Regions from separate parts of the Mus musculus genome. Here regions 2 and 3 are each linked to region 1. A link is a loop called in an ENCODE intact Hi-C map of the cell type or tissue named here. Cell type or tissue: gastrocnemius. All regions are shown on one strand. Each heading gives the region's core, and the rest is flanking DNA. Links, peaks and the distances in the headings are about the cores only. Region 1 overlaps Pcyt1a (phosphate cytidylyltransferase 1, choline, alpha isoform). Region 2 overlaps Ubxn7 (UBX domain protein 7). Region 3 overlaps Ubxn7 (UBX domain protein 7).

Region 1 (10,166 bases), core at 1,384-9,383:
TCCGCACCACCTCGTCCACGTAGCGGCAGTGCTGCACGGCGTCATAGCGCTCATTCTCGTTCATCACAGTGAAGCCCTTGAAGTTGTGCGTTAGCTCATCACTGCAGACTGCATCACAGCATCACACAGTTGTAAGTCAAGGTCCCTGTCTAACCCTCCTCGTCAACAACCCTTCCCATCGTCTCCTACTTTCTAGGTCTGTGACAATGCCTACCCCATCTTCAACCAATATGGAGAAGGATCTTCTGTATGTACCTCAGCCTGGGTGACAATGTCCTTCCTAATCTAAGACTAACCTTCAGGATTAACACTTGCTATAGTAAGGCTCACACTTTTGAAAAGGGTAAAATATGGAACTCAGATCTTGACTTTGAAATGAGCCCGCTCTGTATTTCTACACCAGTGAGGGTTTTAAAACTGTATTGGAGCTGGAGAGATCTCTCCGCAGCTAAGAGCTGGCTGCTCTTATAAACTACCTGAGCTTGATTCCCAGCACCGACATGGTGGCTCCCGACTGTCTGTAACTCCAGTCCCATGGGATCTGATACCTTCTCTAGTTTCCTTGGGCACCAGGCACATGTGGTACAGAAACACACATGAAGACCAACCAACAAACAAAAACCCACCCATATACATAAAATAAAAATTTTAATGTTTTCTTTCCTATTTTCATTTTATAAGATTGGAATTGACCATATAGCATTTGCTTGACAGAATTTTCTTTTGTTGATTCAAAATTGATGCAGCAAAGTCCAGACGCAGTGTTTTTAAGTAGACAACTGGATGAATGCAGCTACGGTATACAACTGTAGACCCTCAGCTGCGAACAGCGAGATCATCTAGGACTTCAGTGAGCCTGTCCTACACAGACTGAATCTAAGACAGAAACTTCATTCCTTTAGTAAAGGAGACCCGGGCCAAACACACAAACAGGAGGGAAATTACTCTTTTTCTGGACGACCCTTAAAGCCGATGGATGGTTTCTTACCTCCCACAATTAGATACGTATTAGGTTTCTTACCTCCCACAATTAGATACGTATTAGGGAAAAGGTTCTTTGCTTGCATCAGAGCCCGGGCATGACCAGAGTGAAACAAGTCAAATATTCCATCCGCATAAACTCTCACAGGCCGCTCACCTAAATCCAAACAAAAAAACTCATTACAAAAACATATTTACTCAGTGCCTCACACCTGACAAACTCAAATAGCACTGTGTGACTTTCATTCTAACAGAGCCTCTCTTGTTAGATGTTCTCTAGGACCAGGCATGGTGACACAGCCATGTAACCTCAGCCAGTTTGGAAGCAGAGGCAGTAAGATTACCAAATTCAAGGCCAGCTTGAACTACAGATCAAGTCAAAGCCAGTCTGGACAACGTAATAAGAGCCTGTCTCAAAATAAAAGTAAAAAGAGTCTGGTATATAACCCTACTGAGATATAAATACACATATGCATATGTACATGTGTATATATACATATATATATTTCAATATACATCTCATATGTATATATAGTGTAGAGGCTTTGAATAAGGCCCTAAGTTCAGTGCCTACTTCTATTAAATATAAAACATAAACATGAGCCATTTTACTAATTGTTTTATAGTCCAACTGTACAGAGGATTGCCTGAACCAAACACAAGAAGGCCCAAAGACTAAGGTATTATTCCCTTAGTAAAGGTGGCGACTTCTATCTCTGATATCTAGAATTTAGATTGCGGTCCATGTTTTTATATGGACTGAGTAGTTTTTCTTTAATGCCACCTAAGATATATTAAATATTTAGTCAATGAATACATATCCTGAACTTCAAAATCCTTGCCTTAAGAAAAGATGAACTTTTAATATATGTATGGAGGAGGTGTGTGCATGTAAATGCAAGTACCTATCCCAGAGGCATCCAACTGCCTGGAGCCAGACTCCTAGGCGACTGGGAACTGCCCACCATAGGTGCTGGGACCTGAACTGGGGTCTTTTAACCACTACACCATCTCTTCAGCTCCCTAACCCTCTCCCTGTAATTTACGACATTTCAGGTTTGTTTAAACAGAATGTAAAACTCCGCTCTGACTGCTAACATTCTCATTTTCAGTTTGCCTTGATTACTAATAAGTAACACTTTGCTTTGAAAATAAATCCTAGCTAGGCATGGTAAAGCATGTATTTAATACCAGTGCTTGGAAGGCCGAGACAAGCAGATCTTTTCCTTTTCCCATTAATTAGGATAAAAAAGAACTGTCTGTTGAGTTATTTGTAATAACTGTAGTGGCCTATGAAAAGAAAAGCCAGGAAATCATCTGCAAGTGCATGAGACCAATTCCAGGGTCAAATAAACATATTGCTCATTGTGTTTCAAATGAGCAAGTCCAGGAGCCTAAGGACACTAAAAGAGGAACTTATTTCACGGTGGCAGCAGAGGGCAGCAGTAGGAACATGGCCACCTCTTAAGGAAAGAAGGACCAGAGTCCCGTCTGATTGACAGAACTGAAGCCTGGAGACATACTTCTCCCCTTGTCCCGGGGGCTGTAAGCTTTGCACAGCAGTATCTCAGCCAGTGAGGTTTATCCAGGGCATGATTACTGCCAAATAAAACCTCTTGCCTGGTGGTGGTTGCGCATGCCTTTAATCCTACACTAAGAAGGCAGAGGCAGGCAGATTTCTTTGAGTTTGAAGACAGCAAAGGCTACAAAGAGAAAATCTGTCTCAAAAACACAGCACTAAAACAAAACAAATCAAAAAAGCCTCTTAAGGGCTGTGGATCAGGGAAAAGGAAAATGGTTGTCAAGAGGTTTGGATTTGGGCTGGAGAGATGGCTCAGTGGTTAAGAGCACTGACTTCTCTTCCAGAGGTCCTGTGTTCAATTCCCAACAACCACATGGTGGCTCACAACCCTCTGTAATGGGATCTGATACATTCTTCTGGTGTGTGTCTGAAGACAGCTATAGTGTACTCAAATAAATAAAAATAAATAAATCTTTTTTTTAAAAAGAGGTTTGGAATTTTTTAAAGATTTATTTATTTAATGTATGCGAGTACACTGTAGCTGTACAGATGGTTGTCAGCCTTCATGTGGTTCTTGGGAATTGAATTTTTAGGACCTCTGCTTGCTCCAGTCAACCCTGCTCACTCCAGTCGGCCCGCTCGCTCAGGCCCAAAGATTTATTTATTATTATACTATGTATAGTACAGGTACACTGTAGCTGGCTTGAAATACACCAGAAGAGGGCATCAGATCTCATTATTGAAGAGCAGTCAGTGCTCTTACCTGCTGAGCCATCTCGCCAGCCCAGAGGTTTAGATTTTTAAAATAGCTCTATCCATAAACATGTAATATTTAAACTGAGAAATCATACATTGCTGATAGGAACATAATTCAGCAACCTTTATCAAAGACAAATGGCAAATGCTTGGCTCCTTCGAGCCAGCCACTGTCACTCCAGGACACGGTCTTTCAGACATACTCTCACTGTGGCGTTGTTTGCAATAGCAAAGGTGTGGAGACAACACTTTACTGGAAAACTGAGCCCATGACATGGTGCAGGAGCCATAAGCTAGGTACTTGGACAGACACAAGAAGCTGATCGTCCTGGTTGCTGTTAAGAGAGACGTGATGGCGGGGAGACAGGCTGAGAGGAAGACTTCTCAATCTGCGTTCTTTCAGTGCTGTGGGTGCCACATCAGGTTATAATACAGGAAATACATTCTTACTGAAATTTTTGCTTTTATCTAGTATGTGTGTATGGGTATAAAAGAAAGAGACAGAGAGCAAGCATATGCAAGCACACCATGGAGACACATAGAGAACAGAGGACACTTGTGGGAGCCACTGTGTGGGGTCTGGGGACTGAACTCAGGCTGATGGGCTTGGCGGCAAGCTCCTTTACCTATGAATCAATCTTGCTGGCCCAAACATTAGAATTAAGTAAAACAGGACAATATAATAGAAAATAATAAGTGTGTTTCTTCCTTCCTTTGAGATAGGGTTTCTCTGTGTAGCTCTGGCTGTCCTGGAACTTACTCTGTAGATCAGGCTGGCCTGGAACTTACTCTGTAGATCAGGCTGGCCTCGAACTCAGCGAGATCCTCCAAGCCTCTGCCTCCGGAGTGCTGAGATTAAAGGTTTGTGCTGCTGCCACCTGCTGTGGTTTTCTTTTGATACTAAGAATTAAAAACCCAGGGATCCCTGCACCTGCTTTACCATGGAGCTATGGCATTGTCCTATTGATGTTTATTTACTATTGTCCTATAACGTAAAGGTTAGCTCAAGTTGTCAACCAGCTTCCTTCCTTTTTAAACTTGGTTTATTTACCTACAGGACAAAATAAAATAAAACGTGAGTTGAGAATCAGCTGAGCAGTGGTAGCTCATGGCTTTAATCCCAGTACTCCTGCAAAGGCAGGAGGATCTCTTGAGTTTAAGGTTAGCCTGGGTTTATAGAGTAAGTTCCAGGACAGCCCAGGTTACACAGAGGAAACCGTGTCTCGAAAACAAAACAACAACAACAAAAACCATGAGTTGTTTTTTTTATCTACTTTTAATCCAAGAATTCATGAAGAAACTAACACTGGGTTTTCTGAAGCAAGGCTTGAGGGGCTATGACACCCTTTTACTTGATCCTAAAAGGCAGACTAGACGGTAAAAGCTACGAACATATTGTAGAATAGCCACAGCAAAGCAAGGGGTGGTCTGGCCGAGTAATCACTGTCTAGGGAGGGAAAAGCGGAATGTTACTCAGGAAGACTATTTGCCAGCACAATAAAACACAGCTGACCTTTCCCAAGCAACACGCACCTACACTTCTGCAGTGCCCCTTCCAAGTGCTCCACCGCAGCAGTATCCTGAGGAAGGCCTCACCTCCAGGCTCTGAGGGGAGCAATACGCATGACCATTTTAGCCAAATGGTCAGAAGGGGTCACTGTTGCAAAAGTCTCCGGAGAAGCAAGCACCAATAAGCCACACCCTGATTGGCAACTGTCTCATCTTGTTGAGAGCAACTGCCAGTCACTCTCTGGTTATAAATAAGGTGGCTGCATTACTCTTGCTAAGCAAGCAGATGCCTTCCCCAGCCAGGCAAAACCCAGTTTCAATTCACTGTCTACTGAGATATTCTGTCAATCAGTCACTACACACTGAACCCACAGTCTGAGGAGAGCTAAGCCTGTGCTCTTCCTCAGCGTCACACCCTCAGCCTACCACCACACATATTTTCAGTTTTTGAAATTACCAAGATGATATGTGGATAATCTAACAACACTCTGGGTAACTGTGCAGAGATCTGAGTAAGGTATTCTGAACGTGTGTCGTTATGCTATACATAAAAAGTTCCTGACTCATCAGATTTTATCCCATGGTTGAATGTGAAACATGAACTGTCCGTTGGCATTTTGAAATTTGACCTCCAGGCCAGTGAAATGACTCGGTGGATAAAGGTACTTGCCACCAAGCCTACCAACTTGAGTTCAGTTCCCAAGACATACGGTAGAAGGAGAGAACCAACTTCTGAAAGTTGTCCCTCATCTCAACATGCACACATAGACATACACACAAAATAAGTAGAGAAATGTAATTTTTTAAAAATTTAAGAGGCTACATAGTGAAAACCTGTCCCATTAAATAACAAATTAATTAAATTCGCTTCATGAATTAGAAAGGTAGTATAAGATGAGTCATATCTAGATACTTTTTTTTTTTTTTTTTTTTTTTTTGGGTTTTCGAGACAGGGTTTCTCTGTACAGTCCTGGCTGTCCTGGAACTCACTTTTTAGACCAGGCTGGCCTCGAACTCAGAAATCCGCCTGCCTCCGCCTCCCGAGTGCTGGGATTAAAGGCGTGAGCCACCACGCCCGGCTAAATACTTTTTGCATAAAAAGAATAATCTCAGGGGCTAGTATTTGTTGTTGTTTTAGGACTCTAGGTATTATAATAATAAATACAGCCAATGGGTCCTGGGATCCCCTAGCCAGAATGACATTGTCTAGCACCATTTCCAGTCACACTTTACTATTCATTACTTAGAAAAAAAACCATAAACACAATTAAGAAGTAATCACAGTGCACAACTTTTAATCCCAGTACTTGGGAGGCAGATCTCTGTGGGTTACAAGGCAACACAGAGAGACACTGTCAAAAACAAACCAAACCAAACTACAATCACCTTTAATCCCAAGGCTGGCACAGGGGTCAAGGAACAGAGGCAGGTGGCTCTTTGAGTTCCAGGTCAGCCTGGTCAGGTCTACAGAGTTCCAGGCCAACCAGGAACAAGGATGAGAGGTAAAATTCATAAACTCATTGCATATGTGCGAGACTGTATTGTGGTTGTAATGACCTCTTACTCTTTGTGCTTGCCTGGAGTTAAGTTCAGCCCTATATTGGTAGAATAGATAGCATACTTATCATGGTAATCAGAACAGGAAAAAGATTAGAAAAAAGTAAAGAAAGAATGGGAGATTTATAAAAAAGAAGGAATAGCTGCCTGACTGCTTATATGACTTAGCATTTACCACAAATGCTTATGAGATGTTTCATTTGTGTGGGTAGGTAGTCTATTTTGTTCCTTTTATTTGTTTGTTTTTTGTGTTTTACCTGCATATATGTCTTTCCGGTTTTTTGTTTGTTTGTTTGGTTGGTTGGTTGGTTGATTGGTTGGTTTTAGTTTTTTTTCAAGACAGGGTCTCACTATTTAGCCCTGGCTTTCCTGGAACTCACTCTTGTAGACCAGGCTGTACTTGATTTTAGAGATATGTTTGCCTCTACCTCCTGAGTGCTGGAATTTAAAATGTGCACCACCACACCCAGCTGTGTCTGTATATCTTGTGCATGCACTGCCCACAGAGGCCAAAAAGGGTGTCAAGTCCCTGAAACTGGAGTCAATGGGTGTGATGTTTGTATATGCTTGGGCCAGGGAGTAGCACTATTAGGAGGTGTGGCATTTTGGAGTAGGTGTGTCACTGTGGGTGTGGGCTTTAATACCCTTTGTCCTAGGCTGCCTGGAAGCCAGCCTTCAGATGAAGATGTAGAACTCTCAGCTCTGCCTGCACCATGCCTGCCTAGATGCTGCCCTGCTCCTACCTTGATGATAGACTGAACCTCTGAACCTGTAAGCCAGCCCCACTTAAATGTTGTCCTTTATAAGACTTGTCTTGGTCATGGTGTCTGTTCACAGCAGTAAAACCCTAATTAAGACAATGGATAAGTTATTTTTTTCTGTGAGGTTGGGTGGCTTTTTGAGACAGTGTCTCAACTTCAGTCTGGCCTCAAATTTGCTTTGTGATAGCCAAAGATGATTTGAAATGATCCTCCTGCCTCTACTTCCAAGCTGAGATTACAGGTGTAATTGTAGTTGACTGACACCATGAGAAAGAATTGTGGAAAAAATGCTGAGGCTAGGAAAAGTATATGACAGTATATTAATTATTTGGATATTTGTAAAAACAGACATAATCACAGGGCAAGAAATACAGGCTCTAGGTTTGATTTCTCTGCCTCACAAAAAACCAAATAAGCAAACAAGTCATAATTCAGCTAGAGCTAGCAAGATTCTTGTCTTGTCTTTTCTGCCACCCCGGGGATCAAACCCAGGTCCTTGAACACACTAGGCAGGCAACCTACCAATGAGCGACATTCTCAGCCATCAGGCTAATAGTTGTGATATTTTTTATTTGTTTTTCTGTTTCATGACCACTAAGCCAACAACCCACGAAACAAATGCATAACAAGGAAAACAATGTAGAGTTTTATAGAGTGAAGAAGTCACCCCTCCAGCAGAGCACTGAGGCAGACTAGCATGCTGAACACTACAGCAAATAAAACAGTTAAGCAGTTACTTACACGGAGTTCCCCTGCAGGCTTCTTCCATAGTCACCCTGACATAGGGCTTACTAAAGTCAACTTCAATTTCATCAGAAAAAGGAGCTGGCTGCCGTAAACCCTGAACAAGAAAAAATTAAGTTAAATTCAATGGTGTTCACTGAAGTACTCGATATACCTTTAAAGGACAGTCAGTTATTCAATCGTGTGACTAAAACTTCATAACACTGAGAAGGAAAGGAAAGTATTCTAAAGTGAAGAGTGAACGTTGCAGCCTTCTTCAGACTGAGTTAACTGTGCGGTGAAGAAGGAACACCTTTCTGGCCATTTCAGGGTTAAACCGAGCAGTCTGACTGGGAAGCAAGCAGTGCTCTGGAAAGATGGCTCCCCACAGCATGGTGGAACAGCAAACCTTGGACCCTGTGACAAAACCTCTGCACTCCTCAACTAGAGAGCGGGAAGGCGAGCAGCTCCTCAGTGGAACCCTGGCTGCTTAATGTCTGCTGTGATTATGTTCCAGTGCTCCCTAGGAAGCAAGGACTACCACAGTGTGCATCCATTTACAGAGGAAGCAAGGGGCAGGGAAGTTATGAGAACCATATGTGCTAAGAAGCAAAGCTGAAACCAGAATGTGGGCGAGCTTGCCTCTCTGTACATGGCTTCACTTGGGAGGTTTTGTTTAATTTATTCCTAAATTTTTATTTCTATTGGATACTATAATGAATGGAACTTTTTAAAAAAGCACTTCGGTTGTTTGTTCTTAGTATACAGAGATGTAACTGATGACTACAATGGACTTCTGTATATTTCCTTGGTCCTGTAACTGCATAACTCAACCTCTAGGTTTGTTTTGTTTGAGAAAGGGTCTCTGGACTCCTGATCCTTTGTCTCTACCTCCTAAGAGCTGGGATTACAGGTGTGTGCCACCATGCTTGGCTTCACCTATTAGTGTTAGTGGTTGTCATGTTTTGTTGATGCCTTAGGATTCTCTGTACATGAAATACTGTCATCTGTGAACAAGTACAATTTAATCCAGCTCTCTTCAATCTGGATGGTTTGTTTCTTTTTAGCACACCATATTGCCATTAGAATGTCTAGTACAACACTGAGCAGAAGGGAGAAGATAAATATCCTAGCCTCATTCCTAGTCTTGTAGCAGGGGAGTCGTGAATCTTCACATTACATTTGATGTGAGTTGTAGGTTTTTTGCCTAATTTTTTTTAAACAAGGCTGAGGCAGTGGTTTTCAACCCATGGGTCTTGACACCTTTGGGGAATGTATACCAGACATCCTACATGTCAGATATTTACATTATAACTCACATCAATAGCAAAATTACATATATGAAGTAGCAATGAAAATTGTATGGTTGAGGGTCACCACAACATGAGGAACTGTATTAAAGAGTTGCAGCATTTCTGCTCAGTTTGAAGATTGAAAACCACTGTTCTAGTGTCTACTGCCATGATAGCATATTATAACTATGCAATATAATACTGTTTGCTCAACTCAAACATCAACATGTAAGTGCAGAAATAAATGTGGCATTCCACTTGTACAAGATACAAGTGTTATTTAGCAATGAGAAATTAAGCAGTGCCATATACCACAACATGAGTTAATCCTGAAAACATATTCAGTGAAAAAGGCCAGCCACATAATGTATGTTTCCATTTTTATATAATGTCTGCACAAAGCAACACCAAAGAGACAGAAACATTAGTGGTTTCCAAAAGCTGAGCAGAAATGATTGATTTGCTAGTAAATACAAGGCTTCTGTGGTGGTAAATATACTCTAAAGTTGGTTATGGGATGGTGACTAAAAAAACAATCTATGATTATACGGAAAACGACTAACTTGCGGGGCTGTGAGACAGTTACGTGATATATCAGTTACAGTTCAATGTAGCTGTTCCAAGAGAAGAACAGTTTGGTTTGCTTTTGCTACAGAGCTCAAAAGGAGTTGAAAGTACAGGTGTACAGTGGCGATAGCAAACAGGCAGATGCTCTTCCCTCTAGGGTCAGTCAGCGTGCTGGGTGAGGGGTCAGGGCCATTGCATTGGCCAAGGCTAATCAGCTGGCGTATACCCAGGAGATGGCATAGCAGGTCAGTGAACCCATGTAAACATTTTACAGAAATCTATGAAGCAAAGTAATTTAAAGTCATGAAATTCTCCAGTTCTAAGGACCAAGGAATTTCAATCTTCTCAAAGCTCTTTTCTCCGAACAGACTGAAAGCCTCGGCTCTGCTCCCCAGCACAGCGACTACAGCGTTGGGGTTATTAGTTGTCCTTACTCCAGACGGACAGCTGAGCTTCAGCCACAGTCTCTTTAGTCTGAATTCACTGAGAAACTTTCAG
Region 2 (10,166 bases), core at 873-8,872, 71 kb after region 1:
CTTCAGGTTGACATGGAACTAGCAATCCTCTTGCCTCAGCTTCCTTCCTGTGTGCGTGCCTGGTGGCCTCAGACTCAGAACAGTTGCATTGCTTGGAACTGGAGTTATAGACAGTTGTGGGCAGCTATATGGTTGCTGGGACTCAAACCTAGGACTTCTGCAAGAACAAGTGGTCTTACCTGCTAAGCTAACAGCTATCTCTCCAATCCCACAAGCAAATTTTAATAACTTCTTCATTATGCTTAATAAAGTAATTTATATGGATCACCCAAGTTTATTTTGGAATTATATGGCATACAGGCCATATTAAAAACATGGTCAAAATTAATCAGGTTAAACCAGGTGTAGTGGCTTAATCCCAGAAGAGCTCAAGGCCAACCTAGGGCTAGTGAGCTCCAGGCCAGTCTGGGCTAATGAATGTGCTTGAAACTAAGTACTGGTTCAGGAGTTGTGTTTTTAAAAAACAAAATGTTTATGAAAATGGTGAGATTTAGTTAGGGCAACCTGTAACCAACCAACCAAACCAACTACCTTAGAGGTTTATCACAGAGCCAGCCATTCTCTTACTTGGAACAAGAATTCTCCTTAGGAAGAAATGAGTTGTAAAAACGGTGTTTGCCTCAAAATATTCTCTTCTATATTAATTTATAAAAATGAGAAATATACATTAAGGCTTAGAAATATAATTTTAAAAGCATAGCTAAGTGTCTTAAATTTCATGACCAATTTTAGAGGAATTAAGTAAAGAATGAAGAAGAGACAGGCATGTGGCTCACTTTAACCCAAGGAGGACCCAGAGGTTCAAGGTTATGTTCAACTAACTACACAGTCACTGAAGAGGTCAGCCTGATCCAGGACAACCAGGACTAGATAAAGAAAACTTATCTCAAAGAAAAAAAAAAAAAAAAGAGAGGAGAGGTTAGCCTGAACTATGTAAGAACGTTTGAAAACAAAATAAAAGACACTCCCACCCCCAAATGGATAAAGGATTAAACTGATGTTCTACTTCAGGTTTCATCATATCCAATAATCTAGCCACCTGAGTTCCTTAATAAAGAAACTAACCAGCCAGGTGTGGTGGCACAGACCTCTAGTCACAGCACTTGGCAGGCAGATCTCTATGAGTTTGAGGTCAGCCTGCCTGGTCCACAAAGCGAGCCCAGGACAGCCAGGGTTATTACATAGAGAAACCCTGTCTCTAAAAACAAAACAAACAAAACTTGACCAAAGCTATGATAACCTCTGTTCTTAAATAAGCCAAATACCTTTAATTCTAAGCTGTCTCATTATGAGAACTGACGCAAAGGTGAGTTTAAAATCCAAATGATCACCACTGAAGCATTTAAATCTCTGTGTTATACAAGAAATCAATATATTAGAATGGTACTCTTTGGTTATTCTGAGCTCTGAAGAACATTTTTGCCCCACTCTAATGTGGACTAGGGACTCTTAAGTTTCACAGTAAAGAACCGAAATGTTCTGTAAGGCAAACCAGTGGCGCTGGAATTGGCTCCCTGCTCACAGGGCCTTTAGGTGTCTGTTCAGGGGCTGGGAGTAACTCGGGAGGCAGAGTGATTGCCTAGAAGCAGCCTACTCCTGACGGTTTAAGCTGCCGGGGAAGTGTGAGCCCTCACAGGGCTGGCTCTTCCTACCCTCATTACTTTTCAAGTTTTAGTTTTACACAAGGCATTACTCATAATTTTGTACTCTGAAACTTACTATCAAGTACATAAATGAAGGAGCTCTAAAAGGTGAGATGAAGATCCATTCCATGGGACAAGAACTATTTTTAAATATCAACTTGATGAAAATCTTGAAAAGGTCACATCTGCCCAAACCAATTCTGAACTTCACAACTCACACAATTCAGCTTTGTAACTGCCAGTCCTTATCTTAAAGCACACAAATACAGCTCCAGTATTGGAGACATTATCTGTTCTGCATTCATTACATTTAAGACATTTTTAAAATTCATTAAGCTTACAGTATTAAGTTTTAAAAAATAGATAACTGGCTGTTTAAAGATCACTAGTTCTGTAACTACTGTACTGAGGGATTTCAGTCATTACAATGAGGTCTGTAAAAGATTGGACAAAAGATCCTTGAATCCAGGGAAAAACTTAGCAAGTATAGTTTGTATACTTTTAATTAGTCTGAGGATGTCATTAAATAACTAGATGCTTAAAACTTTGGGGTGGACATAGTTCTTTGTAGGGCTGTGACTCCAGGTGCACATTTACACTTCCTCCATGAAATTGACTCTGTTAGTAGTTGGCCCTAGCACTCCCTATTCAGGTCAAAACTTCAAACATCCAAAGTCCTATGACTTGAAAAGACAAAGAACTAATAATCTAGTTCAATTCCAGTTTTCAAAAAAAAAAAAACAAAAAAAACAAAAACAAAAACAAAAAAAACAAAAAAACCAAGACTCAGAGGAAGAAAAGCTGTTTCCGACAGTGGGGGCACTGACCCACCAGGCAGGCTCTTCTTAGTATCAAACACCATGCAGTGTACCCAGGCAGAGAAATCTTGCCTGAATTTTCAAAAGCACTTTGATATTTTTCTTAAGTGTTCAAGTGAGATCCTTGCTAATTAAAGGGATTTTTAGTACTGGAGCTCAACATCCTTTAGTACCTGGGCAAAGGTCTTGCCTTACTGATACACTTCATGCTTCAAATCTAGTATTTACAGGAGGTGGAGTCAAAGAATGAGCTACAGTGCTTGCCACATCTGTCTTTCTTTTCTATGAAGACACCCCTAACTAAACTTACACTACCCCTTTCTCCTAAGTTCTTACTGTAGTAACAGTTTAATCCTCAAAGAGATAAATTCACCTTCTAGTTGTTATTCATGTATATAGATGACTCCCTAACTAAATAAAAATAGTCAAACAAGATCTTAGCTTTCAAAATATTTCCAACTTTTGATTACTCAATAGTGCACTAATACAGTACATTTGGATACAAGATAAAACCTGGTATAAAAGCAAAGAGTTGTTTAATAATCTATTGTGGATAATCTACCAGAAAAAATAATTGTATCTTCTCTTTAAAATGGCATAATTAAGATTTTTATAGGGTAGTGCAAATCCATAATCTTGGCCCCAAATACTACTTCCATCTTTAAATAAACAAAGACCCTTAATTTATAAATCTAAATAATAGTAAGATGACCTTAGAGTAATAATAATAAGGTGACCTTAGAGTACATGGACTCCAACTGACAAGGAACAACACAGCACACAAGGCAAGGACAGACTCTGGGCTCTAATTTTAATTTGGCCCTTACTAGCACGACGTACTGAACACGCTGTATAAATTCTAGTTTTCTTCCACATTTATAAATGAGTAGAAGGCATATATACTGTGTAGGGACGGTATGAAGACTGAAGGAGGAAACACACACAGAGTACACACCACACATGCTAGCTGCTCCCTTCCCCTGGCACTGTTCTCCCCCCAGTACACAAAGCTCTCCTTTCACTTTCCCTACAAGTTTCCATACCTTCTATATGTCACTCAAGTCTATCTTGTCCCTTTCTTCCTTACTTAAAAACAACTTTTGAGCTGTTTCTACTACATATAGGGAGTCACTACATTTAACTAACCTCACAGACCTCACCTGACTGTCCAGTGAAAGCTCTCCCTTGAAAGCAAAATAACTTGCAGAGGAACTAAGGCAAACTCCTTATGCAGATTAAATTCTCAAGCAAGGAAATATCCCCACTTACTTCTCTCATGTATAATCCATAACCCTTCCTCCCATGGGCCAGCCTTGATAATCATACGCCTTGTCAAAATTAAATAAAGTCCCCTACAGCTGAGCATCCTGACTAAGCTCTATAGGTGCATAACACCATGTTCTTCTCTTAACTCACATATATACTTGCTTATCTTACTTTGGTTTCTCATAAATGGATTTGCCAGTGCTAAGCACGTAAAGAACTATACACCCTCTCACTTCTGAACATCCTGCCTCAGGTTCTCAAGATAGGTTTTACTGTATATAGAGAACCTAATTTAACAGGATAAGAGGGTGCAGCAGAGTCCTCTAAGGGAAAATTCTTGACTTCATATTTCTGATGGACTTGGGCTTTAGCTGGACCTGTGCCAGCAGAGGAGATGGTGCCCAAGTGGCGAAGCTGGGTACTCTCTCACGTTTTACCCTGTGGCTCCTGAAGCATAAGACTGCTGACCTTGACTACTGGTTTTTTAAGCCTGTAAGACTCTATTCCTCAGACAGCCAGATTTTACTCAAGTTCAGAGATACAACTGAGGAATTAACATGCTTGCTAAATAAATCCAAACTGTTGGTTAAGTCTCAAGCACTATGAAAAACACCAAAGTGGTATTGTTCAGTCACCAATCAAAAGAGAGAACTTTGACTCAAGGTATAAATGAAATTGTAATTATATAAATATATTTATAAATATTTATACAATTATATACTTATACATAAGCACTTACACAGACTTAGAAAAAAATGTAAAAACATTAATTCAAAAGGACTCACTGAAAAATAACAAAATTTTCCATGATTTCCTTGTGGAGATACATAACTCATTCTTTAGGGAGGTCCCTCAAAATCCAGCCATTAACAACCACATTCTATAATTGCATACTAGCACGTCTCTTAAGCTTATCTTTTTAACCCCCTAGTTGCCGAGAGAGATCTGCACGTACACAGGCATCCAAAGGTTTCTGAGTCATCACAATTTAGATTGTGTACAGGTTCAAGGATCACTGAAAAATCTCCAACTGACAAGATAGGTCATTCTGTAGAAATGGTTTTATAAGCAGTTTATCAAGTTTTGGTTTTCCCACCAAATCACTACCTGCCCTGCTAGAGAACTCTACTTAAAGCTCAAGGAAAGAACTGAGCATACAGTGAAGCTGATGAATAGGACTATACAGATTCAGGTGGCCTCTTCTAAGTAATACTGAAAAAAGCTTTCACCAAATACAATTTGAATGTGACTTTTGTTGGCAGAAAAAAAACCTCACATCTGAAGATTACTAGAAATCTCTCTTAATAACTGTTGTCGTATGAACCAAATTTGAAGGTCTTCCTCTTAGAGACTTTCAGTTTTGATCTTTTCTAAAAATAAAACAGCATGAGGAATTAAAGTCAATTAGTTCCCAAAGCATTTTAGATATTATTCCAATTGGGGTAAAAAACGATCAATATTTCTAACCAAAAGAACATTGTTAGCAACTCTCATCTGCAGGCTTTTGTCCCCACCCCCCACCCCACTCAACGCTGGGACATACTTAAGTATGCCTTAAGCACATAGGACAATCAATAACCAGTGTTACTGTGTAATTGTTAATGTAATTGCAGTTACAATTACAAAGCCATTGCACTACATGATTATTGAACACCTGCCTTCCTACAGAATACATTAGACTCAGACAATGGAGCCAAAGGAACTAATTTGCTGTGCAGGCAAAAACAGCAAGCACCTTCCTAGCCCAGACACAATATTCTTACTAAAGTTTCATCCTAGGACTGGAAAGAGGAATATAATTGATAGAGTAATAATAAAGGAAACTGTCTCAGGCTAGGACATTGAAAGCCACCCTGTGCTACACACAATACACTGAGCACTGATTCTGCCAATAACACACATCATGGAAATAGCCTGTAACTAGAAGATGGGAATCCTTGAGGGAAATTTTAAGTACGATGACCAACAGTATTAAAGTATGCTTTTCCCACATAAACAAAAGCCTGGACATTTTATTATGACATCTTCCTACATGATGAACAAAATGCATGTTAAAAGAATTTCTTTTTCCTACCAAAAATGGGGGCTGTTTTTAATTCTGATTCTAGCCATTCTTTGTCAACAGAGTCTAGAAGTAGTAACATCACTAGGTCCCCAAAAGGTGTCATGCAAAAGAGCACTTGTTAGAACACACATTTCGTGCTACCAGTACTAGGAGAGATGTTATTCTTATTCATACACTTCCATTTGGTCACCACATCTGGTAAGAAAGAACAAACTGAGAAAAAGGAGGAAGAAAGAAAACAGAGATAAGGGGGAAGGAGACTGATTTACACGTGACAGAAAGAGATAAAGAAAAGGCAGGTGACTTGCTTGCCCAGCTTTGGCTCTACAGTTAGTCCTATGAGCCAAAATGCATACTTAGTGACATGGTATCTCACAGGAAAAGAGAAAAAGGGGTAAGCTGAGAGAGGTCAGGCCATGGTGTTAATTTCTTTCCTGTACAAAGACAGTCTCTTGAGGACAGAGGCCAGCCTCTTGTAAGGTAATGTCATAGTCCAGATGAGAGAGCTTCCTCCGAGGGAAGTTGGTGAGAAGTTCAAAACGTTCATTTGGATATCCTTTAGACTGGACATGCTTCACCAACGCCTACAAAAAACAAGAGGAAGACAAAACTGTTAGCTGGAAATAAACTCCATGACGACTAGTTTATGAGTATTCTATTTTTATCATATTAAAGTAACTTAATTCAAATAATCAAAGCTTACAGAAAGCCAACATAACCCTTTGGATAGTAAGACAAATCTATATCCAATAACTTAGGATTACAATGTGATTGATACTGAAAAAGTCATTACTGTCTTCCTAATAAATAAACCCAGGCAACATTTATAAAATATAGCACCCAGTTTTTTCCTTCATCAGAAGAGTTATGTCCTTACATTCTGTCTACAATCAACTATGATCTCATAACTGTCTATTACAATTTCTTCAGCACTTCCTTCTCTATAAATGCTTTCTCGTCAGATAAGCAATCAGTCATCTTTCCTCTACCTACTGTCTTCTAGTTTTCCAACTAAACTTCTCAAAAGAATGGTCTACTTAGGAGTGACCCTTGTCCCTAGAAAATATGCACCATGATCACTGGTAGATATCTAATAATAGTATAGACCTCTATATATTGACAACAACTAATAATAAAATGCCATACAATATATTGTAATAAAATGTCAGCATTAATCCTCTTAAGCTTCGGGGCCATCACTAAAAGTTACTGAACAGCTTGCAAGAACATACACTCACATTGACTTATTTATGTATGTAATTACACTGTTGTTCTCTTCAGACAGACCAGACGAGGACGTCGGATCTCATTACAGATGGTTGTGAGCCACCATGTGGTTACTGGGATTTGAACTCAGGACCTGTAAGAGCCAGTGCTCTTAACCACTGAGCTAACTTAAATATATAAGTTTTAAAAGTTTCTTGAAGTTACTTTGACCAGAAAACCTGGCAGTAACTATAACCTTCATTAGATAAACTAAGATGGCTATTGTCTCTCGGGTATACCGTCTGGTTATCCTGGATAAAAGGAATGGTTCACATCCTAGGTGTTGGAATGTAACGGTAGGAGGTTTCATTGTACTATTTAGAATAGTATGTAATTTAAAAGTTACGAATTGTTCTGGAATATTCCATTTAACACTTCTATACCAAAGTTTGCTAGCAGAACTAGAAGATGGAGAAAGGCACTGTGGAGGTTTGAATATGCTTGGCCCAGGGGAATAGCACTATTTGGAGGTATGGCCTTGTTGGAGGAAGTATGCTACTGTGGACATGGGCTTTAAGCCCCTTGTCCTTAGCTGCTTGGAAGCCAGTCTTCAAATGAAGATGTAGAACTCTCAGCTCCTCCTGTACCTGCCTGGATACTGCCATGCTCCTGCCTTGATAATGGACTGAACCTATGAACCTGTAAGCCAGCCACAATTAAATGTTGTCCTTAAAAGAGTTTCCTTGGTCATGGTGTCTGTTCACAGCAGTAAAGCCCTAACTAAGATAGTTATATATCATATTTGTCCTTTGTCCCATTTCAAACAATGGTAGTTTAGTGTCTGGCACTAGCCAGAAACTATTACTTGTCAGTCTTCAACAATCAGCCTAAGTATCTTCTGTATGGTTCTATTTAAATGGCCTTTCCCCTAAGGTCTGAGCTTTTAGGGTGTAGGGCCAGGCTGACAGAAGTAGGTCACCAAAGGCAGGCCTCTGAAGTTCCTATCCAACCCTCTAGCTCTGGTCTAGTTCTCTGTTCCTGGCTCACAGCCACACAAACAAGTCTCTAGTTCCTATGACAAGACAAGGAGCCTCTGCCATGCTCTCACACTGCCATGCCTATCCTGCTCTGGAGGGCTGAAATGGAATCTCTTTGAAACCAAGAGCCAAAAAGAAACCCTTAAGTTGTTTATATCAGGTATTTTGTTATAGAAATGAAAAGAGTGACTGACTAATCCCAGGCATGGTACCAAGCCAGGTATAGGTACTGACCAAAGTGGGCTACGAGTGAGGACCATCCATAGGTTAAGCTATGCTAGTCAGACCAATTCTCCTCTTTTCTAGCAGTTAAAAAGAATCATTGCTCAACAATTTTTAAATAAATAGGCCCTTAAAACCACCATGATAGGTGATGTCATGTACAAATCAAGAAATAAATAAAACTCATAGGCAAACAATGAGAGGAATGGAATAAAGTCAAAAGCACAAGAAAAAAATCCTAACAGATTACAGAAGAGACACAGAACAACGACCTTGGCTCTTAACTATGTTTTAGTAACAGCAACTAAGAAATCCTAGATCCACCAGGTGTGATGGCACACAGCTTTAGTTCCAGCACACAGGAGACAGAAGCAGGAGAATCTCTGAGTTTCTACAAACTGAGTTCCAGGGCAGCCAAGGGTACAAAAGGAAACCCTGCCTCAAAAACAAAACACACGTGCGCGCGCACACACAAGGAAAAAGTTTGAAAACAACCCCCAGACCACCAGAAGTAAGTATATTCCACACAAACAAAAACTGAAAACTGAAAAGCTTTGGCTGGCCTGTGACTTGCCTAAAATAATTAGAAGGAAATAATTAAAAATGAGACAGGGCATGGTAGCTCATGATTTTAATTTCAGCACTTGGGAGGCTAAGCAGAAAGACTGCTTTAGTTTCAGGCTACATGGGCTATGAAGTGAGATCTCACCTCAAAATCTCCACACCCTTAATCAAGCTGAGGCAGGCAAATTGCTATGAATTACAGGTTAGCCAGCTTACATAGTAAGGCCCTGCTTCAAAACCTAAACAAAAAAAACAAGTAACAGACCACAACAAAACCCAAAAAAATTAGGACTCTTGTCAGATGAGTCTGCAGTTAGGTATCAGATAAACTCTCTGTGTCAGGAGTCAAGGCTCTGTTTTCTGGAGTAAGGATACAGTATAGCAGGGGGTTGCCTAACATGCATAGCTTATGGGTTTGACCCCTAGCAGCACAAACAATTAGATTCTTTGCTTTAAGCAAATGTTTCAATGGGATAAACTCACCAGTAATTTGGCTTGCTCTGGAAGAGTGATCTGTTCCCTTTTTCCATCTGGGTACCGCAGCATCAGCTGTGCTTTTGGTCCTAAAGAAGAGTTATACACATACACAGGTGTTTAATACGGGAGATTAATTAAGCAAGTCATTCAGTACGTTCGAGTTTAGTAGGTAAAGCAGGTCTATACCATAACCCACCATTTACATCTATCCCCTCCACTATTCCATCTGACTTTTCAGGTGACATCTCCAAGACCTCAGAATCCATGGATGGCAATCCTTGATGGTTTGTGGCTGTGCCAGGCTCAGTTCTGGCTGGGGGCTCTGTCAGTGGCCTTCTGTTCTCCTCTTTTCTATGCCCCAAATCTTTATGAGGAGACTTTCTGGACTTAGCAAGATTCTCTACCTCCTCTTCTTCATCAGAGCCACAAACCGATATGAATTCCTCACTGCCAGAAAAAAGTTCCGATTCAGATTCTTCATCTGAGCGGCTATCCTGTTTTGCCTGGGCCGAGTCGAAATGTGTCTCTTGCAAGGAGGCTCTGATGGCAGCTTCCAGTTGGCTGTCTTCACTAGCATCTATGAGGCTCTCCTGTAAGGTGCAGCCAAAACAAAAGTTGAAAGAATAGTTAAACAAAAACAAAACAAACAAATAAACAAAAAACCACTCAAACAGTGCATAAAAAAACAAACTAGCCAACTTGCCATTATGATTTTCTGCCAAAGTGGAATCTGTCTCTTATACCATGTGAGGGCAAGAACTTAGTACCAGAATGACAAACTGCAATGAGTATTTCAAAAGCAAAAATAAAGGACTATCATTAAGCTAGATACGGTGGCACATAATGCCAGCATTTATGAAGCAGAGGT
Region 3 (10,166 bases), core at 859-8,858, 87 kb after region 1:
GTCACTTGGTCCAAGAAAGAAGACACATCCAACTGGTGCCACTCTACTAGCTTCTGACCTAGAGATAAATAAATTAAAAAATCAAGATATATAAACATAAAATAACTTGTCTAATCACAGTCATTAAATAATTGACATATACATAAAGTCTGCTACAAATTCATATCCCCATTTCTTACTAAAGTCACAAAGTATCTTTATAACCTACTGACAACATTAATTAAAACTCAGATAAACTATCTGTTTGCATTGTAGTCATTTAGGAAGAATTTCAAACAAAGCAAAAATCTAAATAGCAGAATCTAAATAAAATATAATCAATAATTTAAAACAGCTCACCCTCTAGTTCTCTAGAGGAATACGACAAGTACCTAAAACAATCTCATCAATTTAATAATAGAAAACCTAAGGAGACCCAATAAAGGTGATTGATTATATCAGTTTTTCTTTGAAAGAATAAAATGTACAAATACAAAATGTTGTTACCCCCAAGTTTCCAGAACCAGATTCCCTAAATAAACACATCCAAAGTTGTTTACACAACAAGACTTCTCTTAACTATCACATTGCTGAAACCAGATCCAGTCAAAAATTAATCAGTTGTGAAAAATAAAGGCTATAATTTGCTGTAACTTACCTGTCCGTGGATCTAAGATGGAAACATAGGGGAAATCCCCTAGCTTATAAAACTGTATGTATCTCTGACCTTCCTCACTGTCGTGATAAACCTGTTAAGCCAATAACATTTTTAAAAAGCGTCTTAAAAAAAGACCACAATCTTGTTATCTATTAAGAGCAATGGATTCTTCAAACAAGCCTTGACAAACATGTTAAGTTCTTACCCCCTTAAGCAGAAGTAATGAGGTTCAGATTTCACACCTTACTCTTGCCCCCTTTTGAGAACATCATAAACACCAACCCATGCCTCCTTTCTCAGCTCAGAAGAGGTACTAGTAGTAACTTCCTTTTCATGTGTTAGTCCATCTGTGAATTTTTTGTTTTTTCTGAGACAGAGTCTCCCTATACAGCTCTAGCTGTCCTGGAGCTCACTATGTAACCAGGCTGTCCTTGAACTCACAGAGATCCCTGTCTCTGCCTCCCAAGTGTGCCACAATGTCTAGCACTGTATTTGTATTCTAGTAAGTCATATATATTAAGATTATAAGCTTGAGAACCCAACATTTTATTAGGCAGAGATGTTCAGTCACTATTCGACTAAAATAAAAGGAACTCTGACATTAGAAACAATCCTGGAAGCTAGCAAAGGCCTGACTCATCAGATACAAGTGCTTGCAGCACAAGCCTGACAACCTACAGTGGAAGGAGAAAACTAATTTCCAAAAGTTGTCCTCAAACCACCACACCACACATTGAGACATATAATACATACACAAATTTATAATAAAAACAAAATCCCACTGAATTTACCAGATGTAAAACACAAGCGGGTAAATGAATGGCACTAGTAGTACATCTTAGATAAGTTTACTTAGTTGTTTTCAGTAACTTTTTTTTTCATTTTTTATTTGATATTTTATTTACATTTCCAGTGCTATTCCAAAACTCCCCCATACCCTCCCCCCCTTCAGTAACTTTTTTGTTTGTTTGTTTTTTCGAGACAGGGTTTCTCTGTGTAGCCCTGGCTGTCCTGGAACTCACTCTGTAGATCAGATCACTGTCGGCCAGTAACTTTTTAAAAACTAGATATTGCCGGGCATGGTGGCACACGCCTTTAATCCCAGCACTTGGAAGGCAGAGGCAGGCAGATTTCTGAGTTCGAGGCCAGCCTGGTCTACTAAGTGAGTTCCAGGACAGCCAGGGCTATACAGAGAAACCCTGTCTCCAAAACCCAAAAAAAAAAAAAAAAAAACCAAAACCTAGATATTGAAACTGGGGCTGGAGAGATGGCTCAGTGGTTAAGAGCACAACCATCTGTAATGAGATCTGATGCCCCCTTCTGGTGTGTGTGTCAGAAGATAGCTACAGTGTACTTACATATAATAAATAAATTATTTAAAAAAAAAAAAGAAAAGAAAAGAAAAGGAAATTGAAACTGGATCTGCCTAGGGTATAACCCCCAACTACTCAGATGGCTGACATCAGAAGATTATGTAGTCCTTATTTGTGGTGGTTTCAAACACTAAAAAAGGAGCTGGGACAAGTGGACAGGACAGCCAGGGATACAAAGAAACACTGTCCCAAAAACCTAAAAATAAATAAATGATAAATAAACTAAGGAGGATGAAGATTTGCTTGTAGGTGGCCCCAGGCTGAATCCAAAGTAGCGAGCCTCTCCAAAAACCAACCAACTAAACAGAATGAAACAAAAGGGAAATTAGTGGTAGAGTGGTGGTTTGAATATGCTGGGCCCATGGGAAGTGGCACTGTTAGGTGTTCATTGTGTAGGCAGGTTTTGAGGTCTCCTAGTGCTCAGGCTCCACACAGTACAGGGGTGGGGGGTAGGGGGTGGAGGGGCGTCTTCTGGCTGAAGATCAGGATATAGAACTCTCAGCTCCTCTGCAGCACCACGTCTGCCTGCACACTGCCATGCTTCCCGCCATGATGATAATAGACTGAACCTTTGAAACTGTAAGCCAGTCCCAATTAAATGTTTGCCTTTGGGGCAGTGGTGGTACCCACCTTTAATCCCAGCACTTGGGAGGCAGAGGCAGGCAGATTTCTGAGTTCAAGGTCAGCCTGGTCTACAGAGTGAGTTCCAGGACAGCCAGGGCTACACAGAGAAACCCTGTCTCCAAAACAAAACAAAAACAAAAAAAAAGTTTGCCTTTATAAGAGTGGCCTTGGTTATGGTGTCTCATCATAGAATAAAACCCAAACTATGACAGGTAGGCTACCTGTTTTAACTAGATAATTTATACAAAAAGCTATTATAGCTGGAATACTTAGGAATACTATGTTAAGAACAAACAGTAAAAGAGTAAAAAACACAGGCTAGAAAACATATCTTAATATTTCCCGAGCGCCCTAAGATCTTTTACACACAGCCAGTGGCCTTATATAGCTATTAAATAGATAAAATAGTCTAATTTAAGGTGGCATGTGCTATAAGCATGAAATACATACCTTACTTTGAGAATTTAACACACACAGTTAAACAGAAACATAATGCCACTAAAATGTTAATGTTCTATCATACATTGACTTAAAACATATGATTAAAGTTAATTTCCCTTTTCCCTTGAATTTTTTTCAGATGGTACTTCTAGAGAAATGTCAACTGTGTGGCTTAAACTATGTTTCTACTGAGCTGTGGAGCTGTAGATAGTCTTGTCAAGGTGCTCCTGAAGTATGATTGAACTCACTTTTTCCAGTTTATAGCCCCATTCTGCCTCTACAACATCCTATACTATAAAAACAAATACTAAGAAAGCTTTAATTAACTGTTGTTCTCACCTGCCAGAAAATGAAATGTTCCCGGATAATATTCTTCACAGCTTCATTGCTCCATACATCACGGTTGAGGCACTGGCATGCAAAGTCTTGTACATTTTGAATGTTTATCATCAGCCACTTATTCTGCATCTGGCCACACTCTTTGGCCTGTAAGAGTAAAATTTCCATATAGACACTTAGCACACTTTTAAAAATGACACTGAGGACTCATCAGTTCTCTGTGCAGAGCACAGTGGTTAATACATAAATTCACAATTGGCCAAAGTGAGGAGACAAGCATCAGTGGCGTGCTCAGGCACACATGGGACATCTAGAGTACTGTCCCTCCTAGCGCTAGGCTTAGGGACCATCATGAAAGAGAGAGTTAAAGTTTTAAGAGCCAGACATTGGAGAGGACCAGACTACAACATTTATCTTCCGGACCATGACAGGACAACATTCTAGCCTGGGGTATGAAGGAAAAGATATGAGTCCCCAACTGAGGAGCTACTGACAGATGATGGCTGCTGGGGCAGGGAGAACCAATTCTATCATCCCTGGTAGAGTGACCATGCTCCAGTGGATGTCCTCTGGACCATCAGGGTAAGAATAGCACATACTGGACTTGATGGTTGTTGACAAGGCAGAGACAGGGGCTACAAAAGTTAAGAGGAATGCCCAGGTTGAGTGTGAATCTGTGTGTTAGAGAAATAGGGGATAAATATGATAAAAATATATTGTAACAAATTCTAAGAGGGTACACACCTTAAACGCACTGTGTAGGCAGAGACATGTAATACATACTGAGTTCCAGGGCTACAAAGAGAAACCTTGTCTCACATCCTGCTGTCTCCCCCAAAAGAAATTATCAATGATTAGTAAGGATAGTTTTAAAAATATCTAGAGGCTGGGCTGCAGTCTAGAAGTTAAAAAGTAGTTGATGCTCTCATGGAGAAATGGAATTTGGTTCCTACAACCTATGTCCAATAGCTCACAGCTCAAGGAAATCTGATGCCCTCTGCTGGCCCCCGGGGCAACTTCTATTGCATGTTTATTTATACACACATATGCAAGTAAATAATACAACTTTTAAAATGATATCTAGAATTTTTGGTATTATACAGTACGATTTTACACGTTTAATTCTTGTGGTGGCTGTCAACTTGACTGGTTTAGGAGAAATACAGGACTGGTGAAACGTTCCTGTCTCTTTGCTGTACTTCAGAAAGCACAGATCTGTGGCACATGAGTAGGAAAAAAAGGCCCACTCTGAAGTTAGCCAGCACCAGCCACTAGATGGATGGGAATTGGAGGAAGAAGTGTATATATGTCCATAAGCCCATTTCTTTCTCCATGTACACATGTGGTCATTGGATCATTAGACTCCAGCTCCCTAGTAAGCCTTCAGCACCAGAGTGGAATAGCTGAGACATAGCTTCTTGGATTGAGCAGCTGCTGTGTTCTGTTTCTCTAGTATACAGATAGCTATTGTTGAACCACCAACTTTTACCATTAAGCTAACCTAAGAAGTCGTCACACACCCCCTCCCAGCCAATAACATGCACGATAGTCTAATGACTCTGCCCCTTTAGAAACTTCAGTTAGTACATAAAGCAGAGAAGAGAATCTAAGAATCTTGGCTTCTAGCTAGCTGCTTGTGCCCCACCTATGAAACTGTGCTGCCCATTTTCTGCAATAGTCTTCCCCCTCAACAAACCTTCCCTAGAAATGTCAAATATATTGAAGGTATAATAGTTTTAATTTTTATCAAGTTTGTTTGTTTTTAAAGATTTATATGTTTGAGTGTATATATGTACGTGCCTCCTGGCTTTGGGGACCAGAAGGAAGCATCATATCCCTTGGGACTGCAGTTAAAAGCCACCATGTGGGTGCTGGGAACTGAACCTGGGTCTTCTGCAAGAGCAACAAATAATCTTAATTGCTAAGCCATATCTCTAGCCCTTGTTGTTTTCTTGATGACAGATATTCTCACTATGGTGATACAATCAACTACACCTGCCCTTTTTGGGGTTATCTTTTTGTGTACTGTATAAAGACTGTTTTTTATTATACAAATGCTAATTTCTGGCTACATCATATTTTATAAATACCCCCTATATCATCCTCTGATTGGTTTAATAAAATGCTGATAGCCTATAGCAAAGAAGGAGAGAATAGGTGGGACTTCCAGCAGACAGGAACTATGGGAGTCAGACACAGAGGAAGAAGCACACAGGGACTAAAAGACAGGTAACTAATGAGCCATGTGGCAGAACACAGATTAACATATATGGGTTAATTTAAGTTATAACAGCTAGTTGGAAAGAGGCCTACACAAAAACCTTAAGCATTAATAATTAATAAATATAAGTCTTCCTGTCTTTATTCAGAGGTGGAGGACACAGAAAACCCCTAACAGTTACAAGTCCCAGGAAGTTTTCCTCTGCCTTTAGGAAAGCTAAAGCCAGGAAGACCAGGGGAGAATGTATTCTGCAATTAGATACACATACATGTACTTCCAACATTCCCATTACAGGTCTGAAACAACAAATAGCAAATATGCACAAATTTAATGCACTGCCACACTGAGACCAAACTTTTATAATGTCAGGCATGACAGCAAAACTAGTACAAATTCTTTTTCCTTCTTCATAATTTCATACATAATCCATTCTTCATTTATTGCCAGTTGAAATAGAAGTCAGTGTAACCCTTAAGTATATTATGCAGAAATAGTTAAGATACCAATTTTTTATATAAATGATTTTTTTTTCTCCTAGAAAATAAGACACAAGGTGCCGGGCAGTGGTGGCGCATGCCTTTAATCCCAGCACTTGGGAGGCAGAGGCAGGTAGATTTCTGAGTCCAAGGCCAGCCTGGTCTACAGAGTGAGTTCCAAGACAGTCAGGAATACATAGAGAAACCCTGTCTCGAAAAACCAAAACCAAAACAAACAAAGACACAAGTTAAATAGAGGACACAGAGACAGGCCAATCTCTGATTTTTTGACCAGCCTAATCTATACAATATGTCCAGGCCCCATGATAAGACACTGTCTCAAAAATAAAACAAATAAGACACTGAAATGGTAAAAACGATTCATAGTTATAACACAGAATCTCTTAACAACTTACTGTTTCAAAGCTGCCCTTGTGCATCAAGTCGATTGGGGGCCGAAATAGATCTGCAAGGGTGGTTAGTTTCTTATCTATTGCTCCTCCATTTCTTAATTCCTGTTCCTGCCTAACTGCAACACAGAAAGATGGAGAAGTTTTAATTAACCATAAAATGTAAGTGCTAAGTTACATAATAAACCAAAGATCTTCTATTGACTGAAGAATACTGAACAGCATGCGTGGCCTCAAATACAAAAAGCTAACGATGACTGGAAAAAAAATGCAAAGAGGAGTTAAAAAAAATAAAATCAGGATTTAAAGGTTGTTCTCTAGGCCAAAGGATAAAAAGAGAAAATTAAATTAGTTACAAATAGTCATATTGGGCCAGGCTTACAATCAAAGCTACCTGGGAGGCTAACACAAGAAAAATCAAAGGTTCAAGACCAACCTCCACCCAACTTACTGAGAGACTACCTCACAATAAGAAGAAAAGCTAGTTGGGGATCTAGCTAATAGTACCTATCTAGTATACATGAGACCCTCCCTGTGTTTAGTCCCCAGCATCATTAAAAACAAATACGAATTCACTATGAGATGAGGATTCACCGGAGTGGTAGAGTGTTTGCTTAGATTTGGTCCCTAATAGCACATCAACTCAAATTTTTTCACATATTCATAAGCAAAAGAAGAAAAATTTCAGAACCATTGCTCTAACTCTCAGAGTTATCCTAACTCATCCTCTGTGTCTAGCTCCTAGTTTTAAAGACTCTCAGTAGAGGCTATGGACACTGCTGGTACCATGTACTAGAAGAAAGAGCATAGATTCCTTTGACAACTTAAGCAATCACTTTCAACCATTCCTAAAGTTACAGGACCTATCTGTGCCCTGACCAGCTCACTCTAAGTTACAAAGCCAAACACAGTCCACACATTTCTCATATATAAAGTAACTGTCCTTAGACACTAGATGATGGCTCAGTAAGTCTGGGCACTTGCTACCAAAATTGATGGTGCCAATTTGATCCCCAGGTAGGAAAGACCAACTCCAATAAGCTGTCCTCCAGTTAGAGGACAAAATGCACATCATGGCCTGTACACCATCCTGAACAAATAAACATACATTGACCTTTCTTTAGAATTCTTTAACAAGTATGAGCCAAGATACTTCTACATATTCCACAGAAAGGTATGAGCTGTGCTAACTGGTTTTATGTCGATTTGACAAACTACTCATCAGAGAGGAGCCTCAATTGCTAAAATGTACATCAGTAACTCTCAACCTTCCTAATGCTGCAACCCTTTAATACAGATCCTCATACTTCAGTAACCCCAAACCATAAACTGTTTTCATGGCTATTTCACAAATGTAATTTTGCTACTGTTGTGAATCATAATGCAAATATCTGATATGCTGGATATCTGAGACTCCCTGAAAGGAGGTTGTAACCCATAGGCTAAACCACAGCTGTAGGGTATTTTCTTAATTAGTGGTTGATGGGAGGGAGGGTCCAGCCCATTGTAGGTGGTGCCATCCTGTGCTGATGGTCCTGAGTTCTATTAAGAAAGCAGTTAAGCAGCATCCTTCCCATCCCACTATAGTCTGTCTCTGCATCCACTCCTGCCTCAGGTTCCTTCCCTGATTTGAGTTCCTTTACTGACTTCCTTCAATCATAGATTATGAAACTATAACACAAATAAACCCTTTCCTCCCCAACTTGCTGTTGGTCATGATGTTTCATTTTAGCGATAATACTCATAACTAGGGCAGTGTGTGTAAGTACATGGATGTCAGGGTATTTATGTGGAGTCAAGTACTATTGGCAGGAGTCAGTTCTCTCTTGTCACCATGTGGGTCCTGGGGTCAAAACTCAGGCTTGGTAGCCAGTAATCTTTACCCAAAATCTAGATGTCTCAAATTTCACTTTTTAAACATGGTGAACCACAAAGTATTTAGAAATAATACTAATCATCTTTTTTTCTTTTTAACAAAAAGGAAGGGGAAGAGAGAGCTGAGAGACTGGCTCACAAATACCTACTAGTTTCAGTTTGAAAATCTCGGAAACCATCAAATATTGAACGTGCTGGCCTTCTCCTTTTAGGAGCTGTAGGAAAAAAACAGAACTGATTAAAAATTAAAACATTAATTTTGAAAATTCTAAAGATATCCCTTCTATAAGCATTTCTCATTCTGTACTGTTTTATGTGTTTGAGTATTTCCCTACATGTAAGCTGTGAACTATGTGACCAGAAGAGGATGTCAGATGTCCTAAAACTGGAGTTACAGATGGTTATGAGCTACCACAGGGGTTCTGGGAATTGAACCTGTGTCTTTTCAAAAAGTAGTCAGTACTCTTAGCTACTGAGCCATATCTCCAGTCCTCAGTGTATTTTAAAGCTTCTATATTCTTAATAGTGCCGCCCCTCAAAACAAACAAACAAAACAAAAAATGAATTTCTAGGACAGCCAGCACTACACAGAGAAAACCTGTTTCAAAAAACAAAACAAAACAAAAAGCAAAGCTCAGTGGGTAAAGCACATGTTCTGTTTTCAAAATAAACAAAAAGTCAAGTTATGAACAATCATCTTATCATATTAATAAGAAAATTAGAACTAGGTTAAGAAAGACCAGGACCCCCCCAAAAGTTTTTTTGTTTTAATTCAGTTTAGTTCTAGGGGCTAATCATACTTTTTAACATAAGATTTAAAATGACTTTATTAAAATGTCATCTTCCATTAGAAAAATGTTCTCAAACTTTAAAAGACAAGTAACAAATGACTCATGTACAACATAGAAAATGGAGACTTTGCTGCTGCTGTTTTGCTTTTTGAGACAGGGACCCTTCTCTCTACATTGCTCTGGCTGCCCTGTAAGTCACAATGTAGACTAGGCTGGTCGCCAGATCAATCTATCTGAGTGTTGGGATATAAAAGCCGGCACCACTATGGCCAACAGAAAATGGAGATTTTAAATAACTAATTCACTGTAACAGTTTAAACTGACTTATATATGGTAAGTCTGGCCAGCATGTAACCAAACCAATGTCTCACATTAATAATGATTAGAAGGCAAAGAGTCCAAAAGTCTCTTACCCCATATCAAAGCATCTTTTTCTACAAAGTATGCATTTCATTACTTAGGATAATTACTTTTCTCTTAGACTCACTAAGTTAAAAGCAAAACAATTTTTTAAAAAGATTTATTTTATATATGAGTACACTGTTGCTCTCTTCAGACACACTAGAAGAGGGCATCAGACCCCATTACAGATGGTTGTGAGCCACCATACGGTTAATGGGAACTGAACTCAGGACCTCTGGAAGAGCAGTCAGTGCTCCAAACCACTGAACCATCTCTCTAGCCCTAAAAGCAAAACAATTAAAAATACAAAATCAGGTGGGAGAGAGACAGATAGCTCATCAGTCCAAATCAGTTGCTGCCTGTTCAGGTCCTAGCACCACAGGGGGTCAGCTCACAACTATAGGAGATCCAACACAAAAACACAAATTAAAATTTAAACGCAAAACCAAAAATCAGAAACTTAGGGCTAGCATGAAATCCTGAATTTGATCCCCAGCACCTCATAGACATGTAGTGGTGGCACATGCCTATAATCACAACAGAAATGTAAAGTCATCTATGACTATATGAGTTCAAA

What was found. Peaks named below come from ENCODE experiments on the same cell type or tissue, not always from the same donor. Only the 100,000 strongest peaks of a DNase experiment are listed, where the experiment ranks them.
Region 2: a loop joins it to region 1, with 2.3 times the contacts of the local background. A loop is called at or near these places in 11 of 42 quality-filtered maps.
Region 3: it touches region 1 in a loop (5-fold over the local background); 11 of 42 quality-filtered maps call a loop at or near these places.

What each region holds. Positions count from the first base shown.
Region 1 is chr16:32,452,973-32,463,138 of GRCm38, reverse strand. It overlaps Pcyt1a (phosphate cytidylyltransferase 1, choline, alpha isoform), which reads right to left. Exons shown (of 9, transcript NM_009981.4): 3 at 7,828-7,927; 4 at 1,022-1,138; 5 at 1-108. Among named protein-coding and RNA genes, the nearest start is that of Pcyt1a, 27 kb to the right of the region's middle. In gastrocnemius, for the core only: CTCF peaks have their summits at 2,413 (motif pointing right), 3,200 (motif pointing right) and 4,914 (motif pointing right); a DNase peak (open chromatin) is centred at 4,941; H3K4me3 peaks cover 488 bases; H3K27ac peaks cover 2,146 bases.
Region 2 is chr16:32,380,984-32,391,149 of GRCm38, reverse strand. Ubxn7 (UBX domain protein 7) reads right to left here. Exons shown (of 11, transcript NM_177633.4): 9 at 9,495-9,888; 10 at 9,305-9,384; 11 at 1-6,376. The coding sequence ends at 6,215. Among named protein-coding and RNA genes, the nearest start is that of Tm4sf19, 14 kb to the left of the region's middle. In gastrocnemius, for the core only: no CTCF peak of the experiment used is centred there; a DNase peak (open chromatin) is centred at 4,121; H3K27ac peaks cover 1,407 bases.
Region 3 is chr16:32,365,789-32,375,954 of GRCm38, reverse strand. It overlaps Ubxn7 (UBX domain protein 7), which reads right to left. Exons shown (of 11, transcript NM_177633.4): 4 at 8,546-8,611; 5 at 6,528-6,640; 6 at 3,415-3,561; 7 at 638-728; 8 at 1-58. Among named protein-coding and RNA genes, the nearest start is that of Tm4sf19, 30 kb to the left of the region's middle. In gastrocnemius, for the core only: a CTCF peak has its summit at 4,432 (motif pointing left); a DNase peak (open chromatin) is centred at 4,409.